Linked DNA regions of Mus musculus: all the other regions are linked to region 1. The links are chromatin loops, found by intact Hi-C in ENCODE. Cell type or tissue: left cerebral cortex. All regions are shown on one strand.

The links. Hi-C counts contacts between places; a loop is a spot of excess contacts. Peaks named below come from ENCODE experiments on the same cell type or tissue, not always from the same donor. Only the 100,000 strongest peaks of a DNase experiment are listed, where the experiment ranks them.
Region 2: a loop joins it to region 1, with 8 times the contacts of the local background. A loop is called at or near these places in 27 of 42 quality-filtered maps.
Region 3: it touches region 1 in a loop (10-fold over the local background); 31 of 42 quality-filtered maps call a loop at or near these places.

The regions. Positions count from the first base shown.
Region 1 is chr7:66,103,498-66,111,497 of GRCm38, forward strand. It overlaps Chsy1 (chondroitin sulfate synthase 1), which reads left to right and starts at 5,995. Exons shown (of 3, transcript NM_001081163.2): 1 at 5,995-6,730. The coding sequence starts at 6,414. In left cerebral cortex, CTCF peaks have their summits at 4,630 (motif pointing right) and 5,524; DNase peaks (open chromatin) are centred at 3,383, 4,644, 5,981, 6,539 and 2 more places; H3K4me3 peaks cover 2,358 bases; H3K27ac peaks cover 1,905 bases.
Region 2 is chr7:66,658,224-66,666,223 of GRCm38, forward strand. Asb7 (ankyrin repeat and SOCS box-containing 7) reads right to left here. Exons shown (of 6, transcript NM_080443.2): 5 at 1,427-2,032. Among named protein-coding and RNA genes, the nearest start is that of Asb7, 27 kb to the right of the region's middle. In left cerebral cortex, CTCF peaks have their summits at 2,331, 3,484 (motif pointing left) and 3,691 (motif pointing left); DNase peaks (open chromatin) are centred at 2,450 and 3,478; H3K4me3 peaks cover 254 bases.
Region 3 is chr7:66,246,481-66,254,480 of GRCm38, forward strand. Gm33442 (a long non-coding RNA gene) reads left to right here and starts at 6,143. Exons shown (of 4, transcript XR_003946791.1): 1 at 6,143-8,000. In left cerebral cortex, a CTCF peak has its summit at 3,763; DNase peaks (open chromatin) are centred at 917, 1,364 and 3,762; H3K27ac peaks cover 1,059 bases.

The sequences.
Region 1 (8,000 bases):
AGACCCACTACCCACTTGTAGCAAATGCACAACCTGGTCTTCACCCGGTCCCCTAACAATCGGAGTGTGGACTGTGTCTGACTCCATTGCCTGCCATTTGGGTCCCCTTTCCTACCTAGACTGCCTGGTTGGGCCTCAGTGGGAGAGAAGGTTTCTAGTCCTGCTGGGACTGGGTGTCCTAGGGTGAAGTGGTACCCAAGGGGGGCTTCCCCTTCTCTGCAGAAGAGGGGATAATAGGGGGAGAGACTTGTAGTGGTGGGACTGGGAGGAGAGGAGGGAGAGGGGCTGTGATGAAGATGTAAAGTAAATAAATAAATACATTATTGGAAGAAAGAGAGTGTAGCTTCTGGGCTGTTTTTTTTTTTTCCCTTCTCTTTTCTCTAGCATAGGGCAAGAGTAAAATGCATTCAGTAGAAACCGCACTTCGACTTTCGTTCTTTTCCTAGACTGGTGATCTGTGATCAGTCCTCTCTCCTGATGCTGGACTGTACGCTCACCCCATCAGCCACATAATTCCTAGGGGAGACAATCAGCTTCTGGTGGGTCCTGTAGCTAGCTACACTGGGGTGTTTTAGTACACTAGGTACATTCCACAGCCTTCCCACTTAAAACAGTTCCAACTTACAATGGGATAGCAGAACATAACCCCATCACAAATAGAGCAGCAACTGTCTCCCCATTCACAGTCTTACAAATGGACATTTGGTTTGCCCAGTTCACCCTCACACACAATGGAGCCCAGAATAACCCATCCAAGTGGCACTTTGTACTGGTGTGGATGAGGGAGAATTCTTAGAAGTGAGATTGCTAGGTCAAAAGCTAACGTAGAGGCCAAGGAGGTGGGTCAGTAGGTAAAGTTCTTGCTAGGCTAATTCAAGGCCCAATTAGGATCCCTTGAAACCACATCAAAACAGAGCAGCAGTGGCAGCTGCCTGTAAGCCCAGAAAAGACAAAGAAAGGGGATCCCTGTGGCAAGCTGGTTCGACTAGTTGATTTTGAGAACGTTGCTTCTGTTGAGAAACTGTGCCTCAATAAATAAAGTGCAGAGTAACCAAAGAAAACACCCAACATCAACTTTTAGGCCTCTATACTCAAGTCCACATGTGTACCTCTCCCGGGTATGCATGCACTCACACCACAGGCTAAGGAAGGGATAAGTAAGTACCACTGCCACTACTGACGACGAAAAACTTGGCCTCAAAGTGAGTCACAAAGCACATCTCGCCCTTATTCCTGACACTTCTCAGAAAGGCCTTCATTTCTTGGCTGACAACAGTTAGCACCTACTGGGTAAGTGGTAAGACAAGATGACCTAGCACTGTTAACAGGATGTGTAACATGGGTGGATCACTTAGCAGCCAAAGATACCCGGTAAATGTTTTTTCTTACCTCCAAAATTATACTTTAGATGTTTGTAGATCCAAATGTCTTCTGGGTCAATCAGTAGCAGAAGGTTTCCTCTACAGCTCGTTAGACCACTAAAAGCAAAGAGCGTTTGCTCTCCACTTCTGCAGTGGCTCCACAAACCACCAGGACCTGAACCTTCAGGTGACTGTGCTCTGGGTCAGCTCACCGAGCCCTGGCATGAGTCACCAGCTGACAAGCACTGGGGGAGTGGGATGCAGAAGGGAGAGGTGTCCTCCTGAGGATGGGACCATTGCTCAAATTGTGCAGTTGTGGAAACTCTGGCCTCGCTTTAGAGTAATGGCATTTAACTGATGTTTAGTTATAGATCTTTCTTTGCTAAAGGAGGATCAAGCCTTTGACTAGAGCAAACCTTGTCATGAAGGCGTCCCCTAAAGACATTTAGACTATCTCCTGAGTGTCTGTGCATCACCACCTACTGGTTAATCTTCTCATCTGGCTATTCTACTTCATCTGGCTGGCTGCCAGTGCTGTGCTGTGTCTTCTAGCTATCTGTCTCTGAGATACATGTGTGCACCTGCATGCTTGCCTGTATAAGAAACATGCCTCACAGAAACTGCATATAGAACTCACAAGTAGACCAAGGATGCATGAGGTGCCTGTGATGGCTAATCCTGGTTGTCAACTTGACTAAGTCTGGAATCAACGGAAACCAAGATTCGGGGAAACCAAGAATCGGGGAACACCTGTCTTGATCGGATACTTTGAGGTGGGAAGACCCAAGCTAAATCTGGTCTGCACCTTCTGGTAGCAGCCCACATAAATGAAGAGAAGTTTTGCTGCTGGCCCTCACTTTTTATGTCAAGGTCACCTACCCCGCTGCTAAGGCATTCCTTTCCTGATACTAGTGCCTACTTCTTTGAGAATCCAGCAGAGACACCCAGCTTCATTGATGGAACAACTACCAGATGGCTGGACCTTCCAATGGGAGACAGCCATTGTTGGATCAGTTGGACTACAGCCAGTAAGCAAATCCAATAAACGTCATTCTAACGTATATAGGGTCTACTCATTCTGTTCCCCTAGAGAACCCTGGCTAATGCAAGCACTAAGGACGTCCTAGCTGACAAATGTCACATCCGCTTCTGTCAGGCAGCTGTAACATAATCAACAATGGATTGTCATTTCCTGCCTCAGACTGGAAATGCTCCAAATACAGGGAAATATTGAGGAAAAATTGGGGGGGGGTGGTATTGGGAATTGAACCCAGGCCATGTGTATAATAGGCAAACACTCAGCTATACCTGAAACCCTTCCTTCCCTCCTCTTCCCCTTCCCCTTCCCCTCCCCCTCCCCCTCCCCCTCCCCCTTCCCCTTCCCCTTCCCCTTCCCCTTCCCCTTCCCCTTTCCTTTCCTTTCCTTATTTAAGTTTGAAACAGGATCCCAGCAACTTTCCCAGGCCTTGCACTGACAGTCCTCTTGCCTCAGCTAGGAGTGCAGGCATGTGCTCTGAAGAATGACTAAGGTAATGAGGCTCTTGACTGTGAGTTTAAAGTAGTGTTAGTACTGAAGCAAAGTTCCACTGGACTAATCAGGGTTAAGTGGTGTTATTAGAGTGGCCATTGCAGTTGTTCATTACAGGCAGCAGACAGAACCGCTGAAAAAACAAAAGAAGCATTTCTGAACGTTTAACTTTTTTTTTTTTTAAAGATGACTGCTTTTCCAGGGACCTCTGTTTGAGGCTTGAGTCCAGTTGCTGTGTCTTTAAGGAAGCTTGTACAGGGAACCCTGTCAGCTATTTGAGGCATGCTGCCAACAAACAATTGAGGTATTTGCCGAAGGTTTCCAAGAAATTGCAGCAAATCCTACAAAATGTTATACCTGTTATAAAGAAGCAGTCACATGTATTAGCAGCAGAAAAAAAGTGCCACGTGAGCGAACAAAGCTGCCATCTGTGAGAGCAGGGGACGTAGGCAGAGATCAGTCTTAGTTACATCATAACGAATTGCACTCATGCAAGCAGAAAAGTAGGTGAGCTGCCACTTGGGCATACATTTTGAAACACCAGCCTAGAGCTGCTACCACGGAGCCCTTCGGGTGCTGCAGTGGGAACACCCACATAGAAACAAGGAACTGACAGATCCCAAGACTCTGGACTTGGCCAGGTAGGACTCAGTGTGGAACTCACATCCCATTCCGGGCTAGACATGCATCCAGGTCAGGTGGTATGTGTGCTATCAAACATCTACAAGGGGCTAGCAAGATGGCTTAGCAGGTAAAGGTGCTTGCCAAGCCTGATGACTTAAGTGCGATTGTCATGCTCCACAGAGTGGCGAGAGCAAACCAACTCCTCAAAGTTTCCCTCTGACCGCCACACGGGTATCATAGCATGAGCATGAACACGACAGACACACACTGAATAAATGTAGTAATTTTAACTCTCTGAGGAGCGACGCAGGGTCATAGCTTCTCTATTCATCAGTTGTTGACTTGGTAACTGACGGACTTCTAGGAAGCGGGGAGCTGGGAACAAGATGTTCAACATTCTCAGCAAATTCCTGACACACACACATTCCTGTCTTTTCATTGGACTTAAGTTTAGAAAATATAGACCCGTCGAAAGCAGGCTTGAAGATAGTGAGGGCATTGACTATGTCACAGCGTCCAACATCTGTGTCTTGCCAGATTTGCGCTTTATGTAAATCAGTGTGAATTATGAATTATGGGGCAGCTGCTGAACTTGGGGGCTCTGGTGACGTCTTGGTGTTTGTGGTTATGGTCTTACTGGAACCTTTCTCTATGGTTTCCCAGCCTGTAATTCATGGCTAGGTGTCCTGTATTTCCCAGAGACCACTGCTGGAATCTGGTCTTCACTACACAATGAATATTTTATCCTTAGATGTGGACCATCTCTTACAGGGAGAGTCAGGGGAGGGGAGGCGATGAACTATTTTTGAAATAAATCACACGTGTCAAAGAAAGTGGTACTATCCAAAGAATAAACAGGAGTAGCCACCATTCAGTGGTGGGGAGGACTGTGCTTCACACAGCTTTGTGGCTTAAACTGGAATATTTCTGTTGTTTGATTTATTAATCATGAAAAGGAGCTACAAGAATAGGCTGCCCATCCACCCACCCCACCCCACCCCACCCCACTCGAAGCACTCTTGTTTTGTTGTTGTTTTAATATTTATTTATTTTATGCACGAGTACACTGTCGCTGTCTTCAGATACACCAGAAGAGGGCATCGGATCCCATTGCAAATGGTCGTTAGCCCCCATGTGGTTGCTGGGAATTGAACCTCTGGAAGTCAGTGCTCTTAACCGCTGAGCCATCTCTCCAGCCCCATTTTCTATCTTTTTGTTTGTTTCTTTGATTGATTAAATGAGAACTTCTTAGGCTCTGGGACCGTAGTTCAGAGGATAGAGTACTGGCCCAGTGTATCAGAGGTCCAGTGGCTGATCCCTGGCACCAGGGCTGGTAGCACACAGGCCTGGAATTCAGGTGACTCCAGTTCCATAAGCAAGAGGATCTGGAGTTCAAAACGATCTGCAGCTTCAGCTAGCACCTGGGCTCTATTAGAGCAGGTCCAAGTGGCTACTTTGCGATTATAATCCTAACACATTGGTGACTAAGAAATAAAATTGGTATTTACAAACATTTGTCATGTGGGCACCCAAGTTGAAGGGCTTTCGTTTTTAACAAAACGTATAAAAGTTAAGACAGAGCAAATATAGGGAAACTGGTATCCAACTTAAAAATCCATTCAGCGAGCCTAACTTACTTGGAGACCTCCAGAATAGTAAGAGATCCTGTTTCAAAAAACTAGGTGTATGGCTCCCGAGAACCCATCCCCCACACCACGTACACAATCCATATCCGTTTTATAAATCTACTCTTAAAAATACTGACAGACTTAGGTGAGGGGGGTACTAACCAGCTCTCTGCTCACTGGGACTAAATACAGGTATTTATCATCTAGTGGTAACTCACCCACCCATCTCTTCAATATCCATTTAAAAAACTAATATGCCGGGCTTGGTGCCGCTCGCCTTTAAGCCCAGCGCTCGAGAGGCAGAGACAGATCTCAGATTCTCTGAGTTCGAGGGCAGCCCTAGCTACTTAGCGAATTCACGTTTCGCTCCCCAGCCCGCAAATCCCCTAGCGTTCCTAGGTGAACTGTGGCCGTGTGTGGCTCCAGCCCCGCCTGCAGCGTACAAAGCTGCAGTGTGGACCCCGCTGTCCTGGCCACCGAGTCGGGAGGTCGGCCCGGGGAGGGAAGGGCGTGGCGGCTCTCGGGGCATCTGGGGAGCCGGTCAACTCAGTCCACGTGCGGTGCCGGACCGCCGGCTCCCAATGCTGGCGACGGGGGCGTGGCCGCGGGTACCGGGCAGTGGGGGTTGGAGGGACGCCCGCCCCGCTGTCGTCGATGCTATCCCACGCCCCTCCTGCCTGGCCGCAGACTGCGGGGCGGGTGCTTTTTTTTTTTTTTTTTTGGTTAAACTTTGGCCACGTGAACTGCCCCCCATTCACTTTTGCGCCAATCACGAGGCGCGGACGGATCCCGAGAGGGGCCACGGCACGCCGCCGGCGGGCCGCTTCTTAACGCGCGGTGCGTGACGTGAGGGGCTCCTTTGCAATGGCGCGCTAAGCCGGAGGATGTGCAGCTGCAGAGGCGGCGCAGGGCACCGAGAGGGCGGGCGCAGCGCGAGCCGAGCCGAGCCAGCCGGGGGACGCGAGCCGCGGGAGCCGCTGTCGCCTCGCGCCGGAGTCGCCGGCCGCGCGCGCGGGGCATGGTCCCCTCTTAAAGGCGCAGGCCGCGGCGGTGCGGGCGGGCGCGCGGAACAAAGCGCCGGCGCGGGGCCTGCGGGCGGCTCGGGAGCCGCGATGGGCGCGGCGGGCCCGCGGCGGCCGCGGCGCTGCCCGGGCCGGGCCTGGCGGCGCTAGGGCGGGCTGGCCTCCGCGGGCGGGGGCGGTGGGCTGAGGGCGCGCGGAGCCTGCGGCGGGGACAGCGGGACAGCGGCCCGGCGGGCGGAGGGGCGCGGGCATGGCCGCGCGCGGCCGGCGCGCCTGGCTCAGCATGCTGCTCGGGCTCGTGCTGGGCTTCGTGCTGGCCTCGCGGCTCGTCCTGCCCCGCGCCTCGGAGCTGAAGCGAGTGGGCCCGCGGCGGCGCCCCAGTCCCGAGGGATGCCGGCCAGGGCAGGAGGCGTCGCAGCCCGGCGGGGCGCGCGGCGATGCGCGCGGGGCGCAGCTCTGGCCGCAGGGCTCGGCCGCGGAGGGCGTCCCGCGCGACAGGAACTTTCTCTTCGTGGGAGTCATGACAGCCCAGAAATACCTGCAGACCCGCGCCGTGGCCGCCTACAGGTGAGCCCCCCTTTCGTGGATGCCATCGCCTGCATCCGGCATCCTGGCTGGCGGGCGGGCGGCGTTACGGGTTCCCCGGAGGCTTCTCTGGTAGCTGCCAGCGGCTCAGCGCAAAGGCAGCAGGGCTTAGGATGGTGAGCATCTCTCAAGGGCAAGGCTTTGGGATTGAGTACGCTGGCCTCAGTGTGTGTGCCTCTCAACCTCATCTCCAGGGAGACACGTAAGCTTTCTGTGTTCAAGACTTCTTTGTTAAAAGGAACGAGTCTCCCCCATAAGGTGGTGGCGAAATTCAATGTTGTACCTGCGATAGTGGAGGCAGAGTTATAATTTGAGTCTCTAAAATAGGCACTTTGTCATTTCGAAGGGAGAGCCCGCTTAAATTAACCTGGCTAGGGCTCCTCCGTACTGTACTTTAAGATTCTCACTTTTGGTGAGCGTTTCCACTCTGCCTTTGAGCAACACTCTGGTTTGTTAAGTAGAGAAAAAGAACCTTGAGGAAAAACAGTTTGTGTGATCGATTTAGTCATTGTAAGACTGCAGCCTGGTGTTCCCCAGCGCAGCCACCAAGGCGTATGCGTGGTAGGAAGTAACTGGGCCCTAGTAGGCTAAAGGAGTCAGTAGAAGTGGCAGCGATCATGTTCAGGATTAACAAAGGGATTAGCCAAAGCTGCCTTTAGAAAAGGAGATGGTTTTAGAGTGGAGGGCATGGTTAGAACTGTATTTGCATTGAAGTGAATCTGAAATACAAGAGGGGTAGACCCAGGTGAAGGAAGGGACTCGTGGAAACTTTTGTGTGTGTGAAGTACAAAAACCTTTACTGTACGGGTGAAGTCTGGCGTTCTTCCAGGCAGAGACTCAGTGGCAGGAATGGTTTCAGAGCACGGATGTTCTGGGGCTGAGCTTTGTGAGCAGGGCTATACTAGTTGATGTTTGTTTTTACATTTTTTAACCAGTGCTTTTATAACTTGGCTTTTGAATCCAGTTTCTGGTCTAAGTTTTCAGGCAGCAGACGGTATAAGAAAACAAGCATGGCTGGATCTCTTCTTTCTTTAACTCAAGTGAGGGATTGAGGAAAGAGCAGTTAAAGCGTTTAAAGGCTTGACCACCATTCCTGCTGCTAATGTCCAGAGGCTGCGTCGTGCTAAGAACAGTTCTGAATGGCCAGAGGCCACAGGTGGCAGGCTGTATGTGGACTAGCGGAGTAGTTTGAGAGCAAGTAGGCTATAGTTCTCCAGATGTTCTTTGACTTAATATCTTTGTCAAAAATTGA
Region 2 (8,000 bases), 550 kb after region 1:
GTTCCACAGGACCCAGTGCCTGCTGGCTGTCCTGGATACTATATACACACGGGACACGGGGATATGGGCAGGCAGAACACCAGAACGCACGGAGTGAAAATAAATACCTTCTAAAATATTGCCCACGTTCTAATAACTCTCTAGTCTGAACTTATTGATCAACCACATAACTGTGTACCGTGGTGAAGGGGGGTGCTGACAACAGAAATCTCAGCTAAATTATCACCAGGTCCTCTGGTAGGGTCCACCTTTAGTTAGCCATGTCCTTGGGTTACGCTACGCTTGAATATTTTCACAGAGTTACACACCTGTACTCTTTCAACAATATTTCTTCTGCTTCTCCCCCTTCTTGTATAAATAAGTTCCTCTTTTGGTTTAGGAAAGCATTTCCATAATTTGCTTTCCCCCTCAGCTGTTATGCAACCCCAAAGGCCCAAACACCCCAGACCCTCGAGGCTCCACAATTATGTCCTCGTGGGCACATGGACAAGCGGCTCCACTCTCCCTTGCTCTAGCCGGGCCTAGGGGAAGGGCCGTTCATCTCAGGCCTGCAGCTGTGTGTCCTCACTGCCATGCCACCTGGTCCCTCCACACAGCTCCATGTCCTCCAGGTCTACTGTCCTCTCTGTTTACTTGCTCCACTTCCTGGCTTTTTAAAAACTCAAAACTAAAACTGGCCTCTTATAAATCATAATCAGAAGCCAGCCTTCCTTCTGTAATCAAGATCACGTGGGGAAAGGCATCGAGGCATGGAACAGCACAGCCGGGTTAATCTAAGGCGCTTATAGACGTCAGCCTCCTGGGTCACACGTTACCCTGTGCTACATCACTTAGGTGGTAGGGAAGCCGACAAGAGAAGGTAACAAAGCCCATGCAAACTAACAGCTGCACTCAGAGGACAGCATGGCCATCGGCTGCTGCCGAGTGAGATGAAGTGTCTCTCAGAAGCTGAGCAGACGCTGATGGAAGCCGTGTGGCCTAGGAACCTAGTGTTTTCACAGATCTTCCTTAGCCTCTATTCCTGGGGTGTCTAAATAATCCAGAGTGGCCTTCCTCTCATGTGGAACTTAGTAAGAAAGTACAAAACCGTCTCCATAGCTAAGCAATCTAAGATCCCACCCTCCTTTCTAGTTCTTCCATCTGAACCTGCACAGGCCCAGGCAGGCTATCACTCGGAGCAGGGGAACCACCCTATTCTAACTTTCAGCTCCATCCATTTTGAAAAGTGTCTGTCCTTGACACAAAACTTTACTGTCCCCTTTTATCAACGCAATGGGATTTTGGGTAAATGAGTACTACTTACCAAGCAGGACTTATAAGAATGGTTAGCTCCTAGTCAGCTCAGATTACAGAAATACCTCAAGCAATTCAGAAGGTTCGGATTAAGAGGAAAAGATGCAATAATAGTAGTAATTGTATTACATACTTGTGACGTCTTGTAAGAAATCCAAACACGGCCGACTACTTCCTGAAATACTTATGGAAACGGCCAGTGGAGTCTGACCTTCATAGTTCCTTGTGTTCGTGTCCGCTCCATAGTTATACAGCATCCGTGCGCAGAGCACGTCATCACGGAGGGCAGACAAGTGCAAAGGAGTCTGTCCGTCTTCTAGACGCCCTAAGTTTGTGTCTGCTCCTCTCTGAAGAAACATGCGGCAGTAAGAGTGATTGCTTTTGATCACAGCATAGCGCAGCAGGAATCCGTTCTGGATGTCGATGTTGGCGTTGTGGTCCAGAAGGATCTTCACACAGCTTGACCGCTCTCGGATGATGGCAAGCTGAAGTGGCGTTGTACCTTTATCACTGAGCGGGTCAACTTCAGCCTTGAACTCCAGGAGGAGCCGGACAAATGAGTCCCTACCGTAGTGGGCAGCCACATGGAGGGGAGTCCAGCCATCATTGCTTTTTGCATTAATAATGTCACTCCTGTACTCAGACTCTAACATCAGGCGTGCAATCCGGGCCCGGCCGTGCATGGCAGCGTAATGCAGAGCAGTGAAGCCTCCGATTAAATCCTTAACCGTGGGATCAGCTAGGGTTAAACCAGAATGAAAAGGTCAGTGGCTGCTGAGACAGAGCAAGTCTATCAGGGCAGAGTTATCAGGGACCAGCCGGTTATCCTGGACTGTGAAGGGTTCAATGCGATGGATGATGCTGAGGACTTGCCCAGGCTTAACACAGTATTAAGTGTCTCAGTGGAAAGCACATTCTAGTAGCAAGCTATCAAGCCCAAGTCAACGGGAGGAGGAGGGGGAAGAGCAACACTGTTTAAAGATAGGCCCTGCCAGCAGACCCGCAGCACCTCGCCCCTCCTGCTGGTCAACCTGAGACTTTCAGCCTCCGATCGCAGCCTGAATCACACTTCTCCCCTGTCTCCAGCTATTTTTGTGTTTTTTCCTTGTGCTACTTCTTGGCCTAAAGAGAAGCATGCACAGCAACACTGCTGCTCTGAATTACAGCATCCTACAGTCAGCCAGACTTGTTTTAAAATTTAGTAGGGTGTGTGTGTGTGTGTGTGTGTGTGTGGAGGGGGAGGCAAAGAACCAAGGTGCTGCTGCTATGTTCCATGAAAGAAGCAGGTGAGACCTGTGCTGAATGGCACAGCATGATACAGTCTGTGCACAGGACTGAGACAGGACCTCGAGTTCAGCTACAGACGGTCCTGTGAGCGTATCAGCAAGTGCTTTAGTTGCAAAGACGGGAGAAACCTCAGCACTGTATAAATACTGCTTTTCAAACGACTGTTGTAAAGACTCCTAAACCACAGATCCCTGGGAAGGAAACCTCCCAGGGATCATCTACCCAGCGGCTCTCTGAGCTACAGACCTTCGCCACCTACGCTGCCCTTCCTGTGGCGCCAAAGGTCAGCAAGCTGTGGCTCACATCTCACTGGCGTCCCTGTGTCCCTGGGACAGAGACAAGAATGACCTCCCCTACATGGTGGACCCGACTTCCTGGCAGCAAGTAAACCAGCCGAGGAAGAGCGCCCAGGTGGGCCTAGTGACAAGCATGACAATGCTCCTACATAACTCAGCTGTTATGTACAAAAAAAAAAAAAAAAAAAAATGTTCTTCACAGGCACAAAATGCCTCCAAATCTATGTGATTAAATACTTATGTACTGTTTAATAAGATCTTATTTAGTTCCAGACTACAACAGCTGGAGTCTCTTACAAGAGACTGCGAGGCAGAAAATGGTATGTTGAAATATTAATAATACCGTAGCGGGTGAAAACTGCAGTTAAAGAGTTGTTAGCAAATAGAACCTGTAAAAAGTAAACTATTACTTTAACTCCTTGCAATATTTGACATAATGTGACAGATAACAACAACAATAAAACCACCAACAACAAAAAAGAAGGCCTCGGCAATGGCCTTAACTAAAAGAATATTCAGTATCTAGGACGATGTAACAGGCAAGCCAGAAAGCTGATGTAAAGCACTCTGCTGCCACCTACTGGAAGAGTCTGATCATGCACTACTCATTCATCTTTCGCTACGGGTGACTGAGCTCTCAGACCAAACTGATTTAAAATTAGATTAAGTGATGGCTGGAGAGATGGCTCAGTGGCTGAAACTCTTGCTGCTCTTTCAGAGAACCTGGATTCAGTTCCCGACACAGGTATCAGGCAGCTCATAACCACCTGTTTCTTCAGCTTCAGGGGAACCTATGCCCTCTTCTGGTCTTAGCAGGGACTACATGTATAAACATAAATCCATGCTCGTTCGTTCGTTCATTCATTCATTTTCTCTCTCTCCTCCCCCCTCTCACACACTCACTTTCTCTCTCTCTCTCTCTCTCTCTCTCTCTCTTTCTCACACACACACACACACACACACACACACACACACACACACTACCACAAAATGACAAAAGGTGTCTTTATACCTGGCCACTTATTTCCAGATAATCCCTCTTGATCCTTTAGTGGATCTTGGGAACCCTTCGCTCCGCTCCTCCGACCTTTGAAGGTGCAGTTCTCTTAACCACACCCTACAGCCATGCTAGTTGACAAGTCAAGCTACAATACGGTCAGGAAGTTACACCTGCGTGTCTGGTTCTCACTGTATGCCTAGGTAAGGCTCCGCTTACATTCTAGTGCTACACTGAACTAAGAAAACACAGATTAACACAGAGCAGTGGCCTAACTCATCTCAGCACAACTCATTCAAATAAACTAACCAACCGCTTCCTGCAAGCAAAGGACAGAAGCAAGAACTAGAAGATAATAATGCATAAAAACTATAGCCATTGTCCCCAGGAAAAGGTGATGACATGAAACAGGGCCTGTGAGGGCACAAATTAGTCAGTGGGATGTGGTAAGAGCTCACTTGCAGCTCCAATAAAAACTGCAGGACACTGTCTTAGTGAGAAATGTGTAACACACAGCAAAAACCACCTGACTGGATTTCCTTAAGCTTCTTCATAGGTCTCTGCTGTTTCTCTGTATCAGTGAGATTTCTGAGTGCTCTGCCTAAAGTAACAACCCCACTGAGCTTCTCTGCTTCCTTACTAGATAGCTATCTACCCACCAGTGAGACCCAGTTAAAACAAACAGTAGCATAACATATGGAAACAACAAAGACACATCACTGTGCCGTGTGAGGTCTGTTTACTAAAGGCTTTATCAAGTGGAAGTGTGATTTGTTTATCAAGTACACATAAGCTCCAAGAATTCACAGTCGCATTAACTAAAAGCACTCAACATCCACAACAGGTTTGTTCACCCAAAGTCCCTCCTGCCTTTCACAACCAACATTCTACCTAGATTCTCGGAACCAAGCAGATGGAGGGCACAGCTTGGCTTTCGCAGGCTTTCACTAGGAAGGGGTCAGCTGCAGAAGCTGGCTGACTAACGTCACTTCGCAGGTGCTTCTGAGCAGGACTGGCTTATCTGCAATGGGAGGCTCTGGGAGCGATGCTATCACATACATGTCTGTTTCTGTTTCTCTTTGTAACGGAGGAGGACTGCAGACTCTGATGTTAAGAGTTTAATGGTGTGAGAAGCTTACTGTGCAGCCTGCGGTCAGTGTGTATGTGTGTGTGTGTGTGTGTGTGTGTGTGTGTGTGTGTGTGTGCCTTCTAGAACCCTGCCTTCTGTCCTTGCCAGTGATGCTCCACAGCATCAGAACCACTTTTAAATTTGCCCATTAAAAGGCTAAGTGATGATTTCTGTCCTGTTAATTCACAATTACAGGAACCTAGAGAGCTGGCTTCCCTGTATGCTTTCTTATGGATTATCTGTTGGTGTTCACTCAATTCCGTTGGGATGTCCTATTATGGAGTTATAGAGGCTCTTTGCATATTCTGCATATGGGCCAAACAGAGTATGCTTACTCACGGATTGGTTTTTGCAATGCTGAAGGCTGAACATAGACAAGCACCTACCACTGACCTACACTCGGCTCTCTCTTTAAAGCATTCCCTAAACTACTGCTCTGCTGAAGAAAACTCTGCCCAACACAACATGCCATGTTTCCTGTTCCTCTAGGTATTTTGCACTTTAAACCCTTATGTAGGTCAATGATCTACTGCTAGTTAACATTTATGTATGGTATAAAGTAAGATCAAGGTTCATCATTTGCCATGTGGCTATCTACTTGTTTTGGCACCATTTGTTAAAAATGCTTTCTTTACAAAATGGGGGGGGGGGCAGGTAAAGGTGCTTTGCCAAGAGAACCCGACAACATGAGCTCTAGCCTGGATGTCACTGAGAAAGAAGAACACGGACACCTAAGGAACTAAGGTGTATTCTGATCACATGTACACCTACACACACACACACACACACACACACTATCCCCTCTACTTATACAAACACAAAGAAATATTTTTTCTCAATGATTTATTCTGCCTTTGCTGAAATTCATTTTATCATCTGTGTAGTTTATTTCTGAACTATTCCGTTTATCTAAAAATAGTTCGGTTGGGTAGAGTAGCACAAAATCAAAGGTGGGGGCAGCAGCACAGTGAGTTTGAGACCATCCTGGGAACAGGTTAAAGGGTAGAATAAGTCACACATCAAACCCTATGTCAATCACGCTCCAGGATGCTCAGTGGCAGCAGGCTTATCCAGCATCCGCACGGCCCTTAGTCCAGTCCTATCCAGCATACACACAGAAAAAGATGCAATTAAACAAGACAAGAGTGTTGACATATGCAAATTCCAGTCGGGTTTAACTCTTTTAGCTTTATAGCGTGTTTGGTATCAGGTACTGTTAAGTCCTCCAACCTTTCTAAAACTTATCTCAGCTAATACATTTTCAAAGTACATTGTTAGTTTCTTCATACAAGCCTGACCTAATTTTTACTGTTCTAATTCCACCGACTTTACTGATGGCAAAGTCCCCCAAATTATCTAAATAATACTAATTTTCCCATGTAAGGAACATGAAGAATTCTCTATTTATTTAGGATTTTTCAACCCACCCCACCAATGTTTCAGTATAGACTGTATATTTATTTAATTAAAATTACTATTAAAACCCTTAAATTGTTGCTACTATGAGCTGCTACTTCATCCTCCAGATGATAACTGTTGGTAGAACTTGTATTTTGTTACAATCTAGTTCAATTCATTTTTTTTAGCTTTCGTACATTATGCATGTATAAACGTGTGTATATATATACATACACACACACATATATGTATATACGTAATCATATACATACATACATGTATGTATGTATATTAAGACAGCTTACTTACATATTTGACTTGCTATTATCTAGTGTGTATGACACTGGGGAGACACATATGCCAAGGCATACCTATGGAGGCCAACTGCAGGAGTCAGTTCTTTCCTTCCAATGATCAAACCCAGGGCCCCAGGCTTGCACAGCAAGTGCTTTTGCCCGCTGAGCCACCTCGCTGGCCTGTAATGCTCTTACTTGTTCTGTTGCAACTGGTTTATTGTCCTTTTACTCCACTGGCAACAATGCAAGAGCACATTACATAAACATAGTCAAAGCACACACACCGTTCAACACGGAGTAAGAAGCTAGCTACAGCTCTTCCTGGGTCCCTTCTGAGCTTCAGTCTTGCTTGCTGTCATCTTGAATGGGTAGTACTGTCACAGGCTGGGAAGTGACCCTTTGGCACTTATCTTTGATTCTATTAACTTAGCAAACAGCTAGCCCAAGGGCTGTGGATATTAAACAAACCTTGAATTTCTGAGATAGATGCTACATATCTACGCTGTAACACCCCTTCAGAATGCTACTGGCATTGCATAGAGTGAGTATCTACCTAGAACCTGTGTCAGCTGTCATGAGGCTGTTGCTCTGAAGTTTGTTTTCTGCCCGTGGCTTTGGTTTAGCAGCAGGACGTCATATTGCACAGTGAATTAGGAAGCCCACTTTCCTCTGAAGAATGTATGCAGGATTACTGTTTGTCCCAGCAATACACAGAACTAGCAAAGCCAGCCGGGCCTGTAGCTTTCTTGGTAGACGTCTTAATGAGGAACTCAAATTTTCAACTATCCAGACAGTGACTAAGTCATTCTTTTTCTATGGGTCACATAGAAATGTTGGCAATTTGTGTCTTCCAAGGAATGGAATTCTTCCCATGACGTGAAGCTCGCCACATCCCTTGTCTTTTATATATCTATAGCATCTGGATCAGTCTGCTCCCAGCCCTGACATTGGTTATGGCTGTTCTCATTATCAGCCTGGCTACGGGGTTTTCAATTTTATTGACCTTTTCAAAGAATTATGTTTTTTCTTTTATCTTTATCAATTTTGTTCCCTTTCTATTAGACTAATTTTTGTTTTTCCCTTTTTAAAAATAATTTCCCTTATTTTTAAGATTATCACAAAAAATTTGTCATTTCCCCTTCCTCTAAACTCTTCCATACACCCTCCTTAGTCTCCTTCAAATTTATGGCCTCTCTTTTTATTAATGGTTGCTACACACATGTATATCCCCAAGTCTAACCTGCTCAGTGTGTATATTACTTGTGTGTATGTATTCAGGGCTGTCCCCTTGGCACTAGATAACC
Region 3 (8,000 bases), 140 kb after region 1:
GGTTGTGAGCCACCATGTGGTTGCCGGGATTTGAACTCAGGACCTTCAGAAGAGCAGTCACTGTTCTTAACCGCTGAGCCATCTCTCCAGCCCGAGCCCTAATTTGGTGAGCTCCTACTGATCCCTCAAAACCCCGGCTCCCACATCTCCGAGCCGAAGAAAACCGGGTTAGAGACAGACTTTAGTAAGGACAGTCTGTAGACTGTTGCTCAGGCAATGGGGATGATCTTCAGAATCCAGAATTTCTTTCCTTAAATGTTTTTTTTTCGTGCATTTTTCAGAATTTAGGGGCAGGAGCAGGAGGCCTTAGCTCATGCCTGCCAGTTGCCCTGTGTGATTGAACTCACTGCTTATCCGTTGATCTGTTCTGCACGGCTGCCCATGCTCTCTCATACTTTTGCCACGCCTGCCTGGCACTGCATTCATGTACCCCTGGCACAGCTGGCCTGGTGCAGGTCAAAGGTGAGCTGCATTCTGGTCTCTCCTGCGAGCTAGGAGTGTGTGTGTGTGTGTGGGGGGGTTTCCATGTTCATCCACCAGCAGCACAGACCAAACCCAGACACAGACAGGACAGACAGACTCGCTGTTAGTGATATAGGAGTCCCATGCCAGTGTCTCGCAGTTTGTGAGAGTTTTTCTCCAAGTGGATCCATGAACCCTTTCTGCCAGGATCGGCCTTTTCACGTGGTGTTCAGGCAACACCACGTCCTGGAGCAGCATTTTAAAAATCTGATCTGACCCAACGTTTTATAAAAAAAAAAAAAATAAAACAAAACAAAACAAAACAAACACCCACCCACCCCCGCTGAGAATAACAGCTTTTTCCCAGGCTGGTCAGCGCTGTGGTCAGGTTGCCCCTGGCAACGACACATTTCGGGCTGGCGGCTTCTCTGGGCCTTTGTTTCCCATGTGCACAGTGTGGATAGGGGTAGGTGAAGGTTGTTTCCGGCCCCACTTTCTGAGAGGACAAACCCACACCTCAGGGGCCTCTCCTGCCCCTTTGTCCCCTGGCTGGCATCTCAGCAGCTAGAATAAAAGCGCCTGTGTTGCGGCTTCCCAGGGGCTCTTGCCTGAAAACAGATAGTCTAGTGACCAATGAGAGAAGTGGCTGACCACCATGGCCTTGGCCACTGCTGGCCATTTGGACCCCGGAGCTGGGAGCCTTGCCCAGATTGCATAGCATCCTGCCAGCCCCACCCCCACAGCCAGAGAGATTGCCTGACATCCTTTCCTTTTTCCTGGAAACTTCCATTTGTCTACTCCCAAAGTATCAAAGTGGCCGATGGAGAAGAGAGTCCCAGCAACAGCCTGGGCCGGAACCAAGTGGCAAAGCCAAGGTGAATTTCACTCCAAGTTCACCAGCTCATAGCTCAGTAGTCTGCACTTGGCTCTCCTGGGGCTTGGTGGTTGCCGTAGTAACCTGTGACTCAAGATTCCCATTCATCCATTGGGTCCAGATGCATTGAACACAGCCTGGCAAATCCAGCCTCCAGCTCAGCTGGCAAACTTGCCAGTGCCCCTCTGAGAGGACAGAGTAGTAGCTTTGTGAGGCAGGGCCTGCTGCTCATGGTTTCCTGTGCCTGAACTGTGCTGGCTCCGGGATACACTTGTCCCCAAGACACAGTACTCAAGACTCTAGGCCTAGGTCCTTACCTGCTAAATAGGCATGACCATCATAACCCTTGGCTTCTCAGTTCTCTAGAACATCTATGAAAGTAGAAAGTTGATTGGCCTTCTGAACGCCTCTGTTGTCTGTATCCCAGAACTTAGTGTGTGACAACTCTTTCTGTACTGTGTTTCTGTGGGCCTGGGACTTGGACAGAGTAGGAGTGACTAACCCCTGCCATGTAACATGTGAAGTCTCAGCCCATAACCTGGCTGTGGCTGAGAAGTCCTGAGTAGAATGTTCTGAAGATGTCTCCATCTGTGTTTATCCTACCTCCTGGTGCTGGCTCTTATCTGGGACCAGATGCCTCCATGCCCCTCTCTGTGGTGGGTGGTCCCTCTCACCTCATGTGGCCTCTCTGTGGTGAGTGTTTCCTCTCAGGGTGGTGGCCTCAGCCTAGCCAGACTACCTGTTTGGGGTCTTAGAGCTTCAGAGGGGAGTACCTGCCCCACTGCCTTTTCTGACTGAATTTTAGAGTCATACCCCTTCATTTATACCATATTCTGTGGGTTATGGGAAAGTTACAAGCCCAAAGTGGGAATATACAGAGATCTGTCTCTAGACAGAGGCATGGTGGGGTAGGGGAATCTGTGGGAGTCAGCATTGCTCTTTGGGCTCCCTTCTCAGTTGGCCTCAGACATGGACAGACAGGCCTGGCCTAGCCTTTCTTTGGCCTTCTTCTCACCTTAGAGGCTGCTGGGGAGGCTCTCTACACGCCCCTGGAGCACAGGGTGGGCTCTTCCACTTCTCTTGCACCATTGCTGGGTAAGCTCGGGGTAAATTGGAGCTCTAAGGACCATGGAGCTGAATGGAGTATTTTAGCCTGGCCAGCCTGCGTCTCTCTATGACTTTGGGACTTTTGTCTTGGATCTCAGTGTGTGGTTCTGGGATGAGGTAATCCAGGCAGAGCCCCCTCCTGGAGTCAGGCTATATGGGGTCTGCAGAGAATCCAGGAGCCTCCCTTTTGTATGTGTGACTTAGGGGCTTAGGGACAGAGCTGCTTACTATTCCATCCCTGCTTGCTGAGGGCCTGGTTCTCAGTGGCAGGGTAATTTCCACGTGGCTGCCATGAGAGTGACATACAGACACACCTGCTGCTTTCCATGTGGGCTGAGATGTCCTAAGGAGCTTTGATGAAGAAAGCAAAGCAAGGAGGTGAGCTATGGGGATTGGTGCTCCTGCACTTCTAGGAGCGAGTTCTGGAGTTCTGTCTGGAAACTCACACATACACTCTCTCTCTCTCTCTCTCTCTCTCTCTCTCTCTCTCTCTCTCTGTGAGTGTGTATGTGAGTGTGTGTGTGTGTGTGAGAGAGAGAGAGAGAGACAGAGACAGAGACAGAGACAGGCAGGTACACACACATACAGAGAGACAGGCAAAGTCAGAGACAGACAGACACAAAACACACACAGGCAGACAGATAGGCAGACAGACAGACATATACCACACACACAGAGAGCACGAGAGACAGACACACAGACAGACAGAGACAGACAGACACACGTGGAGAGAGAGAGAGAGAGAGAGAGAGAGAAAGGCACCGCCAGACATACATAGAGACAGACAGGTACACACACACACATATACAGAGAGACAGAGACAGACACACACAGAGAGACAGACAGATAGGTAGACAGACAGACACAGACAGAAAGACAGACATATACTCCCCCCCACACACACACATACACAGAGGAGGTGGGAAGGAGATAGACTATAGGGACAGAGTGGGGAGGAGAGAGGGAGACAGACTGCAGAAGCCTGTGATATGAAAAAGCCAAGACACATTTAACATTTTCCTTATTGCACATGGAATGCAAAACACCAAGTAGAAAGTTCCATGTCGTCTCCCCCATAATCTGGCCCCCAGGCACGCAGGGCTTTTCTGGTTCCTTGTTTGCCTGATCACCTACTCCGCACATAGTCACAAGGTTTCCTTCTTCCCCAGAAGAGTTCACACGTGGTAAAGTCAACTCATGAAGTCCACAGACCCTTCTTAGAGGAGCCACAAATCCAGAGTTAAACATTTCTTAGCTGGCTCTATCCTGTTTAGATAGGTTGCACAGCTGAGACAGGCTGGGCTGTTGCATACGGGCGCCCCCTGGATTCTGGAGAGGAAACTGCTCCAGAGAACTGACCAAGGGAAGAGCAGGGCTGATGTTGGGAGGACCAGGCTGAGGAGGCTGGCACCTACGGCCTTCCTCCCTACTAGGCCCCAGGGAAGCACATCTTGTTTATTGGCCAAGTCCACCTGCTGGCCATCATGGTCACCGTGTTGGTCACTGCTGGGGGGAGGCTGTACTATTTCCCTGAGCTCCTATCACAGTCGGCTAAGAGCTCAGGAGAGCTTTCACGACGGGGTCCAGTTGGAAGCGTGGCATGTTTACTTGGCCATAAGGAAGCCCTGACCTCCATTGAGGCCTCATCGTTCTGTGTCTCTGGCATTTGGGAACTCTTCCTCCTAGTTCCAGGCTGTAGCTTCAGTGTGTCCCCTTCCTGAGGCCTGGGGAGTAAGGGAAGCCTTGGTGCAATCTTGTCCACAGCCCGTGCCTTTTGGAGCAATGGTGTTTCTCTACAGAGCCTCGTTGCCTGGGGTCCCTCTGATAGGAGCAGCCATGTGCAGGAGCTGAGGCAGAAAAACCCACATAGCCTAGTCTCTGGATCAAAGTTTCTTCCCTCCATTGTGACGGGGCAAAGCAGCACAGAGGCTCCGCCATCTTGTCTTCTGGCTGAGGCTGATTCCAGGTCTAATTAGAATCCTATCTCCTTGATGGAGCGTCCCTTGGAAAACTACCCAACTGTAGTCTAGAAACTGAAGGTCAGGGTATGCTAGCTAACTTAGCCTTTGTTAAGGCTGCTTGTTTGGCTGGGCGTGTTGGTGCATGCTTTTAATCCCAGAGGCAGAGGCAGGCAGATTTCTGAGTTCAAGGCCAGCCTGGTCTACAGAGTGAGTTCCAGGACAGCCAGGACTACACAGAGAAACCCTGTCTCGACCGCCCCCCCCCAAAAAGACTGCTTGTTTGTCGCAGACACTATTGCATATGCCAGCAAGATTTTGCTGAAAAGACCCTGATAGAGCTGTCTCTTGTGAGGCTATGCCAGTGCCTGGCAAATACAGAAGTGGATGCTCACAGTCAGCTATTGGATGGAACACAGGGCCCCCAATGGAGGAGCTAGAGAAAGTACCCAAGGAGTTGAAGGGGTCTGCAACCCTATAGGTGGAACAACATTATGAACTAACCAGTACCCCAGAGCTCTTGACTCTAGCTGCATATGAATCAGAAGATGGCCTAGTTGGCCATCATTGGGAAGAGAGGCCCCTTGGTCTAGCAAACTTTATATGCCCCAGTACAGGGGAACGCCAGGGCCAAGAAGTGGGAGTGAGTGGGTAGGGGAGCAGGGTGGGGGGGGTATAGGGGACTTTCGGGATAGCATTTGAAATGTAAATGAAGAAAATATATAATAAAAATTTAAAAAAAAAAGACTGCTTGTTTGTGAGGAACCTTCTCCAGCTAACCGTTCATCTTACCTGCCTATTTGTGTGGGCCTCCCCCCTCCTCCTGCCACCAGGCTGGCAAACCACCTACTTTAGCTTCTCTCCAAACTCCTTGCTTCAAACTGCTCACAATTCGAAGGCCCTGCTGCTGCTGCTGCTGCAAGTGAGATGCCTGGACAAGGTCTCTGCCTTTAAAAACTTCATGTTTTGTGGTGTGGTCCCAACTGGCCAGAATTAAGACTTTGAATAGGCCATGAACTTTGAGTGTTCATCACTGGTGGGCTACCTGTAACATCATGACTTGTCCCCAGGAATACAGAAGACATCATGCTTGCCTTGTATGTGAGGAATGGTGACAGGGACAGAGGGAAAGAGTGAAGGAGAAAGAGAGGGAAGGAGGGAAGGAGAGGGGGGGGGAAGAGAGAGAGAGAGAGAAAGAGAGAGAGAGAGAAAGAGAGAAAGAGAGAGGAAGAGAGAGAAAATATGCATGTGTGTGCACACGTGTGTGTGTGTGTGTGTGTGTGTGTGTGTGTGTGTACACTCAGGGTCTTCTTACTGTCTGTAAATTCAGTTCCAAGGGATCTGACACCTTCTTCTGGCCTCTGCGGACACCTGGATGGGCTGGCTAGTTTTATGTCAACATGATGCAAGCCAGAATCCTTTGGGAAGAGGGAGCCTTAAGTGAGAAAACTCTCTCACCAGATTGGTCTGTGGGCGTATACATAAAATAAAAACAAATAGCTCTTTAAAACAAACTACTTTTATCACTACAACTCAGATAGAGAGCTCACAGGCCTTTACTGTCTGGCTGCCTTGATCTGAGAGTGCAGTGACCTCAAGAGGAGGAGGCATTTTCTGGTCTCTTCCACTTCACCCCTGCTCTCTCCTCCTGTTTCCCCTGCAGATCTGGGCAGAGGCTGTCCTGTGTGAGAAGGGCTGGCTGGTATGGTCCTTGAAGTTAGAGGGGTGGTGGTTCTACATGGGATTGCTTCACCCTACACAGAACCCAGTACCCCTCAGAGGATGCCCTTCTGAGGAGGAGTGTGGTGGGCAGCTCTAGCTTCTGTGCTGAGGGAGATCTGCTCTGTGCCCTTCTAGAAACCAGTGTGTACTCCCAGAGCAGGGGCCAGGTATGGCTCAGAGGATAGAAGAGTATCTTCTAGAAGGTATGCCAAGTCCTGTCAGGTCTGCCACAGACTCAACTGAGGCTGGAACTAAAGATGGGGCCAAACCCAAGCCTGAGAGGGACTGATTTAGAGGCCAAAGCCAGAGTTGTACCTGAGTGAACAGTGATGGGTTTTGGTGTGGATCTCTGGTGAATGATGGAAACCCCTGTTGTTCTCAGGCCACAGTGTGAGGAATTTGAGGTGGTGTGTCGTGCCTAAAGGCCTCAGGGATGTATAGCCGGAGCTAAGGAAACATAAACACGCACCCTGGTAGATAGAGCGTGTTCTTCCTTGTGTCCCTTTGGGATAAGTCACGCTGGGGTTCTTTGCATTGGCTCCTCCCATTCAGACCGAGGCCCTTCTGTGGTTAGGGTCCATCAGCCTCCTGCGTTGAGAGATTTAGGGACCCTGATTGGTTTTTCTCTTTGCTTCCTAGTTGTGAGGTAGACAGTTAGCTTTGCCATTCAGTCTAGGTCATTACCGTCTGGTTCCTTCACCAGAAGTCCAAAGCAATGGACCTGGGTGATCTCAGGCTGTGAGATAAAGATTTTTAAAAAAAAAAAAAAAAGCTAATTATCTCAGACATTTCAGTATAGCGAAGGGAAACTGAGTATCGTGTGCCCAAGAGCTACAAAGTAGTGGCCCACAGAGGCTGGGTGTGCCTTAAGGATGGGAGTGTCTGTGAGGCCTTAGAGCTTAACCACAAGGAGCCCACTAGTCATCTGTCTAAAAAAGTGTGTCTGTCAGTGGAGACAGAAAAGGGAGACAGTATTGCTGTGTGAGAACAGTGTCTCCATTAAACTGAAAATGCTCTGGTGTACTGGGCACTCTGAGGGGCCATGGCTTCTGGAAGCAGCCTGTGGAGGCTGGCACGTACTGGAACTGATGAAGTCTCAGGGCGGTATACCTAGACTGAAGTAGATTCGGAAGCTGGGAGCCTAGGGGCGTGTGTCTGGGCGGTGGAGTCAGGAGAGCATGGGGCCACCAAAAAGTATCACATAGCTCCTAAGAGCTCAGCTGAGGGGTTGGGGTGGGGGTGGGGAGCCAGCAGCCTGTGCAGAGGCTCATTCACGTGAGTGAGTCCTGACTCTGCCTCACAGACTTTATAAGCAGGGAAGCGCCGGGCGTTGGTGGCGCACGCCTTTAATCCCAGCACTCAGGAGGCAGAGGCAGGCAGATTTCTGAGTTCGAGGTCAGCCTGGTCTTACAGAGTGAGTTCCAGGACAGCCAGGGCTATACAGAGAAACCCTGTCTCAAACAAAACAAAACAATCAGCAGGGAAGCATGAAGCAGGCTCTGGCAAGGAGTGAGGATGCACCATGGTGCTAAAGGTCTGGCTTTGAGGCCAGGCTCCAATGCTGAGAAAAGTTGTTCCAATTGGCCAGGTGGTCTGGCACTGCCTGGTGGAGGCCATTCATGCTTCTCAGAGGTGTGACACTCAAAAACAGACTTTCCTGTGCTTCTGAAACTCCCACAGGAGATGGAGTTGAAAGGTATGGGAATCTCCGTCCAGGTGTCACAGCATCTCTGCATCTGTCCCGACCTTCTCGAGAGATGGTCTTTCAGGGCCAACATACTCCTGGGTTCTGACCGGATGTGACAGCTGCAGCCCCTGCTACAGATAGTTAGAAGACTCGGTTCCAGGAAGCAGTCTGCTACCCCAAGGGCAGCATT